2 separate regions of the Homo sapiens genome follow, and region 1 is linked to region 2. A link is a contact called in ENCODE Hi-C or POLR2A ChIA-PET data. All regions are on one chromosome and are shown on one strand. Each heading gives the region's core, a stretch centred on a gene start or an enhancer-like site at or near the end of the contact. The rest is flanking DNA. Distances are from core to core; before and after follow the strand shown. Region 1 overlaps PLEKHA7 (pleckstrin homology domain containing A7). Region 2 overlaps PLEKHA7 (pleckstrin homology domain containing A7).

Region 1 (4,152 bases), core at 980-3,479, 51 kb before region 2:
CTCATCCTCTGTGAAAGCTACAGGGAGAAAGGTTTTGGCCCCAGGTTTACAACGATACCTTCTGAAATATTTGGGATGTAGTGAGTTCACTATCATCAGAGGTAATCAAGCATGGGATGGGCTGGATGCGGTGGCTCATGCCCATAATCCCAGCACCTTGGGAGGCTGAGGTGGGTGGATGACCTGAGGTCAGGAGTTCGACCAGCCTGGCCAACATGGTGAAACCTTGTCTCTACTAAAAATACAAAAAATTAGCTGGGCATGGTGGTGGGTGCCTGTAATTCCAGCTACTTGAGAGGCTGAGGCAGGAGAATCGCTTGAACCCAGGAGGCAGAGGTTGCAGTGAGCTGAGATCACACCATTGCACTCCAGCCTGGGCAACAAGAGTGAAACTCTGTCTCAAAGAAAGGAAGAAAGGAAGAAAGAAGGAAGGAAAGAAGGAAAGAAGGAAGGAAGGCAGGAAGGCAGTGGAGAGTATGGAGTAAATGCCTTCTGCCATTCCTCTGCCCAGAGTTCCTGACTGTCCCTTGGCTGCTCTGGATGTGGCTCCCAGGGCAGCCCTAAGGAGAGGTTTAGATTGCATCTCTCTCCAAGCCCAGATCTTCTCAATAGGCTCAGCTTTGCATGTTCCCTCAGGTACGGTGGGAGGAACACAAAGTTAGAACCAGAATTAGGAGACCTGGGTTTGGATCCTGGCTTAGCCCCTTACAGCTGCCTGACCTGGGGCAAGACATTTGCCTTCTCTGTGAAAGGGGATCACATCAGTCCTTCCCCTGTAGGTGAGGTAGTGAGTAGGAAAGCACTTTGTTAAGGAGAGAGGGTACAGACACTGGTTATTAACAGGTGCAGTCAACTTCAGGGAGCCTGGCCTTCCACACACTGTCTGAGAAAACTTCACCCAGTGGTGGTGACCCAGGATCTGTGCCATGCCAGGTATTTTAGAGAATGAAATAGGTTTTGGCCCTAGGTTTGTCCAGAGCTCTCTGAAATATGTTATCAAATGAGTTTCCTGACAGTAGCAATGAGTAAAAGAATCCTCTGCCCTCAAGGCTAGTTGAGTGTAGGAGGCAGAAAGAGTTTGGGACAGGTGTTGAGAAGGGAGGGATCCAGGAAGCCTTCGTGGGGAAAGTGACATTTGAGTTGGGCCTAGACAGAGGCTTCATTATGCAGGAAAAGGAGCAGGCAAAGGTTACAGCAGAAGCAAAGAAGCAACTTGTTTAAAGGGGTGGGGTAAGGAGTTCCTGGGAGGCTGTTTTACATTCCCTTCATTTCTCAAATGAAGATGAGGTCCAGAGATGGGAAGTGGGTTTCCTAGCAGGGATAGGGTAAGCAAAGGTTAGAACCAATGCCCAGCACCTCACCTGGGGCTGTTTTCACCACGCCTCAAGGGTGCGTCTCTACTCGGAAGCCATTTCTCCTGGTTCTGCCTCCTGCCAGGCTGTTCTGTCTTAAGGAGGAAAAGGAGGGAGCAAAAGTTGTATTTACCAAAGGAGCTGGTTGGGCAGGTCTCCTTTCCGAGGTCAAAGTCAAGGCCAAGGTTGGCCTAGCTGGCTTCTGGGGGGCGGAGCCAGGCCTTGGCTGGCCACCAGGTCAGTGGGGGGTGTGGGGGATGGGAGGTCGGGGAGGCTTTTGGTTGGGAGGGAGTGATCACTGGTGGGGACTGAGGTTTTTCCAAGGCATTGCCCCTGTGAACAGTGGGCTGAAAAGATTACAGCCCACACATTCTTTCTCAGCAGATTAGGGCCATGGGAGATTATGGAATACACAGGAGGCTGTAGGAGGCCTGCAAATTTCCCATTTGGGGCAATTAATTTGATGGATTGTAAAACAGCTCACTGCTTCCTCTCCGCCTTCCCTGGGCTGGGTTGGGCTGGGCAGTAAGACTGGCTGGAGAATGTGGCTGGAAATGCCCTTGCCGGTGTTCTGCAGTACCTGCTTGGACCACCTTGTTAAAACCTTCTCTGGGCAGGGGCTCGGCCTGCCCCTTTCCTGCCTCCCTTCCTGGTACAAGGAAGATCATATAGTAGGTGCTACATAAAGCTATGCAGAGCTGATACTTATCTGATTGGGGCCTTTCCAGGATGTTGGTAGAGGTGGGGCTCATGGTGGAAGCTCTGGTTTATAGATGGGGAAGCTGAGCCCCAGCGGTGAAGTCACCTGCCCAAGGTTACTCAGGTTGTTGGTGACAGCTGGGACTCCAGCCAGGTTTCTCTACTCCTGGGCCAGGGCGTCTTCTCCCCACTTGTGTGCTCAAAGTGAAAGTGAAATAAATAGTGAGCAATTTTTATGGTTTCTCTCCCCTGACTTCCTCCTTGCCTCCAGCCAGTCAGTAGGGTCCCCACTTTGGTGACTGTGGGCAAGGTGTGACATGGTTCTGCTGGCATCTCCCCAGCAGCTTTGCAGCATTCCCAGGAGGGCTCTGGTGGGGCTGCACTTTTCTTATGTACTCAAAATGTGTCTGGGCTCATTCGATGCCTCCCTTCTCCATGGGGTCTTGCACCTGTGATTTGTAACAGATTCTTGTGATTAGTCCTTTCTCTGGTGCCTCCTAAAGACCCCACTGTCACCAACTCATATCTGCAGCGGTGCAGATGGTTCCGACTGGTTTTCTTGCCTCCATCCTGTTCTCCCTACAGGGGCCCAAATACCTCATCCTGATATGCTTCCTGATGAGGGCCTTCAGAGGTGTCCTGACTTGGGCTTCTCTTCCTGTGTCTGTGTCCTGTTAAAGCACACCATTCCCCTCTGGCCTGAACACACTCCACAACATCATAAGCTGTAGCACTCTCTTGCTTCTTTGTCTTTGCTTTTGTAGGAATGCCCCCTTCCATCCAGGTAATTCCTATGCATCCTTTAAGACTCAGGCATTACCTGGGAAGCCATCTGTGGCCACCCGCCATCAAGGGTTTGTGATATCCCTCCATTTGTGCTTTCATTCATTTAGTTAGCAGTGCTTTCATTCATTTGTTATGTACTGAGAAGCTTTTCTGAGCCTGACAGTGTTGTACTGAGGAGTACAGTAGTGAACAAAAGGAGGGTGCCTGTGGGCATGGAGCTTGCATGCTAGCATCCTCTCTTGCCACATATCACCTTAGTCTGTGTAATGTCTCTCTGTCTCTCCCTCATTAGCCTGTGAATTATCTTTATGTTTGATTGATTCACATATCTGTCCCCAGCACTCAGCACAGTATTAAGTAACAAGCACAGTGTTTCTTCAAGCAAGAAAACTTAAAATGTTAATGCGGAATGAACGGATGGATAAGTGGTTCCGCCTTCCCTGCCCCTCTTAGGCTGTCTAGCTGTTGTGTGTGGCTGTCCCCACCCCCACCCCAAGAGCTCTCTTGCCCCTTGCACTCTTGGCACTGCATTTGCTGCTCACGTGACTGTCCTGCTTCATGTTACACCTTTTTGTGTCTACATCTCTCTCACATTGTTGTAAATTTCTTCAAGGCAGGGTCCATTCTAGTTCAGTTTTGTGTATCTGGAATTTCTATACTTGATATTAGCCAAAAGGTTGAGAAGCAAGTGTACTTGGAATTTCTGCCTGTCCTCACATTCAGTAAAATGAACAGCAATTCACAAAGCAATGTGTAAAGAAATCAAAATGTAAGGACACAACTAGGTGCCTAGGAGTGGGTTGGTTTATTCATAAACGTGTAGTGGGCACCTGCATGCCAACCCTGGGCCAGGTGCTGGGCATTCTTAGATGAATGAGGCAGAGGCATCTGCCTCAAGGGCTTCTGAAGGCTTCCTTCCTTGAGGAAGAAGAACATGCAGACAGGGTGAGGAGGTGCCCAGCCCGCTGGCACCCAAGACACTTATGGTATAGGATATCCGGATCCTTCCTTTTGATGAAAGAAGATGCCATCACAGAGTTAAGGGGGCTGTCAGGCCTCAATTTTAATCCCACTTCTGTTGCTTGCCAGCTGTGTGACCTTGGACAAGTGAGTCAACTTTTCTGAGCTTCAGTTTCCACATCTATAGTCAGTAGCTAGTAAGAACATCTACCTTGTAGGGTCATTCATTCCTTTATTAAATGAATATTTATTGAGTGCCTACTTGGAGCCAGGCATTGTTCTAAATGCTGGGATGGGATAGTGAACAAAATCAATAAAGGTCTCTGCCCTCATGGAGCTTACGTATTAGCAGGAG
Region 2 (4,622 bases), core at 1,249-3,748:
ATTTTCTTTATTAAAAGAGAAAAATTGAAAAAAAAAGTGAGGGGGGCACCTATCTTAGAATATTGAGAATGTAAGTTCACTAAATGTATTAATAGACCAGTAAATGTTTCAGAGAAAAAAATGAGCACAAGGAAAGCTACTCGTTGGGGCATAAATACATGATAAAGGGGCTATGGGAAAAAGCACCATCATTCTAGATCACACAAATCAAACAGAATGCACCATTTGTATAAATGCAGACGAAGCCACGTGTCTTTCCCTGCTTCTAGGGTAACACACCAGCAAGGGGACACAAAGGGCACCCTGTTCATTCTTTCCATCTCAACCCCTTAACCTTAGGAAGAATATTAGAACATTTGTGTTTGCATCCTGCCTCCTTCCTCTGAAGGTCCATGAACACTAGATACAATGATAAAATAGAAATAGGAATTTGAAATCAGGACTAGGGAAAATATAAGTAAGAGGAAAAGGACAAACCCAGGAGGTTGGGAAGAATACGAAGGCACTCACATTAAGGGTCTGTGTTTCTGCTGAGCTGCACATTTGACTTGGAGCTTCCTGGCAGCCAAAACAAGAAGGAAACAGGGTAAGCTTTCTGGATTTTACTGTTAGAAAAGAAAAACATCGTCTGAGTGCTGTGGCTCACACCTGTAATCCCAACACTTTGGGAGGCCGAGGCGGGTGGATCACCTGAGGTCGGGAGTTCAAGACCAGCCTGACCAACATGGAGAAACACCATCTCTACTAAAAATACAAAATTAGCCAGGCATGGTGGTGCATGCCTGTAATCCCAGCTACTCAGGAGGCTGAGGCAGGAGACTCGCTTGAACCTGGGAGGTGGAGGCTGCAGTGAGCTGAGATGGCGCCATTGCACCCCAGCTTGGGCAACAAAAGTGAAACTCCATCTAAAAAAAAAAAGAAAAGAAAAACATCCTAGTTAAGGGATAGCTAAGTGCTTCCTAGTTTGTTTCTTTAAGTTAAATTTCTTATAAACAAGGTCCTCTTCAACTTTCTTCTTTGTCTTATTCACTCCTCATTATATGGCTCCTCAGACTGGGCCAATTTCTCAATTTAGGTGGCTATGATACAGATGGTCGTATACCTCTCTTCTGTAGTGTTTATCATAGATGTACATTCTCATGTGCTTAGATGATTATTTTGAAAGCTTGTGTTCTCTACTAGACTATATACCTCATGAGACTTGGGCCATATTGTCCTCAGTGCCCAGCACAATCTTGGCACATGGTATACCCTCAATAAATATTTGTTAGAACAAATGAATAAGGCCAAAGCATTCAGGGATTTTATGTGACTGATTCTTGTAGTGTCTTCCCAGGAAATCAAGGCCCTTTCAAGCGTGCAAACTGTCTCTTGTCCAGAGAGCTTGGTGGCCATCTCCAAGCTCATTTTACTCCACGGTTATTAACAATTTGGAGATTGTTAATAACAACGACTCCAGGTTATTAACCTGCTATAAATCCAATCCTGTAATTGGTACTTGATACATGTTGCTGGTAGTCCTCAAAGATGAGGGAGACTGAGGCTCAGGGGGAGGGAAACAGCTTGCCCAAGGTCACATTGCTGGAAGGCATGCTCTTTCCTTTCTGCCTGCTGTTTCTGAGCCAGAGCTACAAGTGTCTGTGTGAGTTATGGGTTCTTATCTCTTGGCAATTAGAGCAGCTCAGCAAAGGTATTTCTGGCACAGGCCATTGCTGCTTTCTGACAGCTGCTACATTCCAATATCGCCTGAGTTTAGGGAAAAGAAAGCCCACACCTGGGGTTGGCAAAGATAGTCTCAGAACTCATTTTCCCTGGTTTCTGCACATGGTGAATGTGTTTATTGTTCTTGTCACACTGTCTCCTGAAGTGCAGATGCATTAAAGTTGAATATTATTTTCATAAAAGCCACTGGAGAGAAAGGGAGAGAAGAGGCATGATTCGGGTGTCTCCAGGAATATAATTGGATTTGCCCAATGATTGGGAGAGTGGAGGTGGGAAATGACAACATGCCAGGAAGTACATTTGATGGTGCTTTTGATTCCAAATTTGTTAGGCATGTGTTTTTAATTGCTTTGTCCCTGTTGTCATTATTCTAATAGAGACCTGATTTTTTTTTTTTTTTTTTTTTTTTTGAGACAGAGTCTCACGCTATTTCCCAGGCTGGAGTACAATAGCATAAGCTCGGCTCCCTGCAACCTCCGCCTCCCGGGTTCAAGCAATTCTCCTGCCTCAGCCTCCCGAGTAGCTGGGATTACAGGCACCTGCCACCACGCCTGGCTCATTTTTTGTATTTTTTAGTAGAGACAGGGTTTCACTATGTTGGCCAGGCTGGTCTTGAACTCCTGACCCTGTGATCCGCCCACCTCGGCCTCCCAAGGTGCTGGGATTACAGGCATGAGCCACTGTGCCCTGCAGAGACCTGATTTTTCAAAAGGGGTTCATTATCATATTAAACTTTCTCTATTCAGCAAGGTTGGCAAATGGGATGTTCTCCTGGCTCAGTGTTGCCACCTACCGTGTGCTGCATAGATTGTCAGTCTTCAAAATATTAGAAGGCAGTAAAACACATTTCAAACTGCAACAAGGCATAATTTGATCCGTCTGTTCTTCCACAAGGTTGCAAGTCTTCAGGGTGAACATTATAAGCATCTGTCATCACTGTGTGCTCTTGGAGTGCCAAGATACTGGTTATAGTGAATTCTGGTGATAAAAAAAATGCTAGACAAAAATACCACTTTTTCTTTGGTCCCTTGAGAATGAGCCTCAAAAACATGTGCTGCTTGCACATGGGGATCTGAATAATTGCAACATTCAGGATTATGTAGAGAGAGTATCCCTGAAGAAGGCACTTAGGGTGGTGTTTGCAAATGTCACAAGGCTTTCAGTTCTATCTTTGGCCCCCTAGTCTCAGTAAGGATTTTGGCTCATATCAGTGATTTGGAAAACCTAATAACTTTTATGTCTCCAAAGTTGTGTTTCCAGACTGCTGGCTATTTCATATTTTAAAGCATGTTTCTACCTTTAAAAGGACACCAGAGAATAGCAGTGGGCACTGACATGCCTTTACCCCTCCCCACACTAGAAAAGGACCGACACATTTAATCTTTTTTTTGAGACGGAGTCTCACTCTGTCACCCAGGCTGGAGTGCAATGGCACGATCTTGGCTCACTGCAACGGGTTCAAGCGATTCTTCTGCCTCAACCTCCCGAGTAGCTGGGATTACAGGCATATGCCACCATGCCCAGCTAATGTTGTATTTTTGTGGAGACGGGGTGTCACCATATTGGCTAGGCTGGGCTTGAACTTCTGACCTCAGTTGATCTGCCTGCCTTGTCCTCCCAAAGTGCTGGGATTACAGGCGTGAGCCACCATGCCCAGCCTCACATTCGATATTTATTTGTGGATAGATTTAGGTTCTTTTTCCCAATTTCCCCACAGTAGCTTTGACAAGTCTTATTTGGAAGAAGTAACACAGTTACTGAACTGGCGTCTTGTTCCTAGTTTGAATGGTAAGAGCCAGAAAATCGCCCATTCACATGTAGTACATTAAGATTTCACCTACTTTCCCCAGAAATTATTGTTTAGGCAATTAGGGACAGAAAAGTATGAAAAATACAGGTGCTAATTATAACCAGACTCTTTTTTTTACTGTAAGAGATAAAAATTTCAAAGTATTTTACATATTAATTAGGATATTTCCTCCCCTTAACCTCTAATTAATATCCACAGTAAACAACCTTTATTAATTACATGAATCTGAACATTTAATATCCAGGAATATGAAGACCATACACTGAGTATTCATTTATTGCTTATCCTGTTCCACAGTGGATTTGAGGTAACTTATGGGAAAAGGGTGAAATATGGATAACAAAATAAAACAATCAGGATCAATAGGAATATAAATTATATTAGGAGATTAAGCCTAAGGAGACAAGGAGAATGGCAATAGCCTGGTACTGTTTCTGTTTAGGTAAAAAGCCAGTTCATTGGACAAGTTGATGTAGCCATTTTTTAAAAAGCGACTTGGAAGCTACTCTGGGTTTTGGAAAGCTCTGTGTAAACATGGGCTGCTTCATGTTCCTGACATTTCAGCTGAACTTTGAAAATTGCTTTTTTTTTCCCCTCCAAACCTCTACCTGACCCCCAGCACACACCCACTTCATCTGAGCCAAGGAGGTGTCAATTCTAAAAGTATTTTATCAAGCGAGGTTGGCATTTTTCTGGAAATGCTGTAGCCTGAGTGCCAGCAGGGCATTTGGGAAGCTTATTTTGGAAACCCTTTCATTATCATGGCACTCAGGCCCTTATAAGTGGTTCCAGGACCTCATACCCTGATGGGCTGCAGTGATAGGAGGACCAAAAAAGGGAGTGTTGAAGTGGAAGGGGACGGTGAAGTCCTCTTCTCCCAAGCCGGCAGGAGGCACGATAACTTATCTTTCTTCCACGTCTCCTGTCTCCAGCCTCTCCTCCAGGACCAGAGGGCTTCCTGTTGCTTTCTGGAGGCCTGGTTTGCTGGAGGTCATCCTGAAAGAATGCTGCTCAGATAGGCTCCCAGGAAGCTGATGCAGAGGATGGGGCTGGGAGGCAGACTTTGCTGGATCACAGAGGGTTGCCTGGG

Evidence for each region. A loop is a pair of places that touch in the nucleus more often than their neighbours do. ChIA-PET counts read pairs that join two places held with the same protein, here RNA polymerase II (POLR2A). Pooled maps may share reads with other maps.
Region 1: a map of Calu3 shows a loop between it and region 2 (1.8-fold over the local background). The contact joins two enhancer-like sites. A Hi-C loop is called at or near these places in 7 of 168 maps with a recorded cell type or tissue (Caco-2, Calu3, GM12878 and 4 more), 9 of 37 single-sample maps with no recorded cell type and 11 of 50 pooled maps. POLR2A ChIA-PET finds 5 or more read pairs at or near these places in 5 of 52 experiments (Caco-2, HEK293, OCI-LY7 and 2 more).

What each region holds. Positions count from the first base shown.
Region 1 is chr11:16,984,713-16,988,864 of GRCh38, reverse strand. All of the region lies in intron 3 of PLEKHA7 (pleckstrin homology domain containing A7), which reads left to right. Among named protein-coding and RNA genes, the nearest start is that of PLEKHA7, 28 kb to the left of the region's middle. RefSeq lists an enhancer at 1,961-2,410. Within about 2 kb of position 2,229, at least 17 of the 41 ENCODE cell types and tissues checked have a DNase peak (open chromatin) inside an H3K27ac peak, as active enhancers do.
Region 2 is chr11:16,933,912-16,938,533 of GRCh38, reverse strand. The region is part of intron 3 of PLEKHA7 (pleckstrin homology domain containing A7); the gene reads left to right. Among named protein-coding and RNA genes, the nearest start is that of SNORD147, 10 kb to the right of the region's middle. RefSeq lists an enhancer at 2,185-2,696. Within about 2 kb of position 2,498, at least 3 of the 41 ENCODE cell types and tissues checked have a DNase peak (open chromatin) inside an H3K27ac peak, as active enhancers do.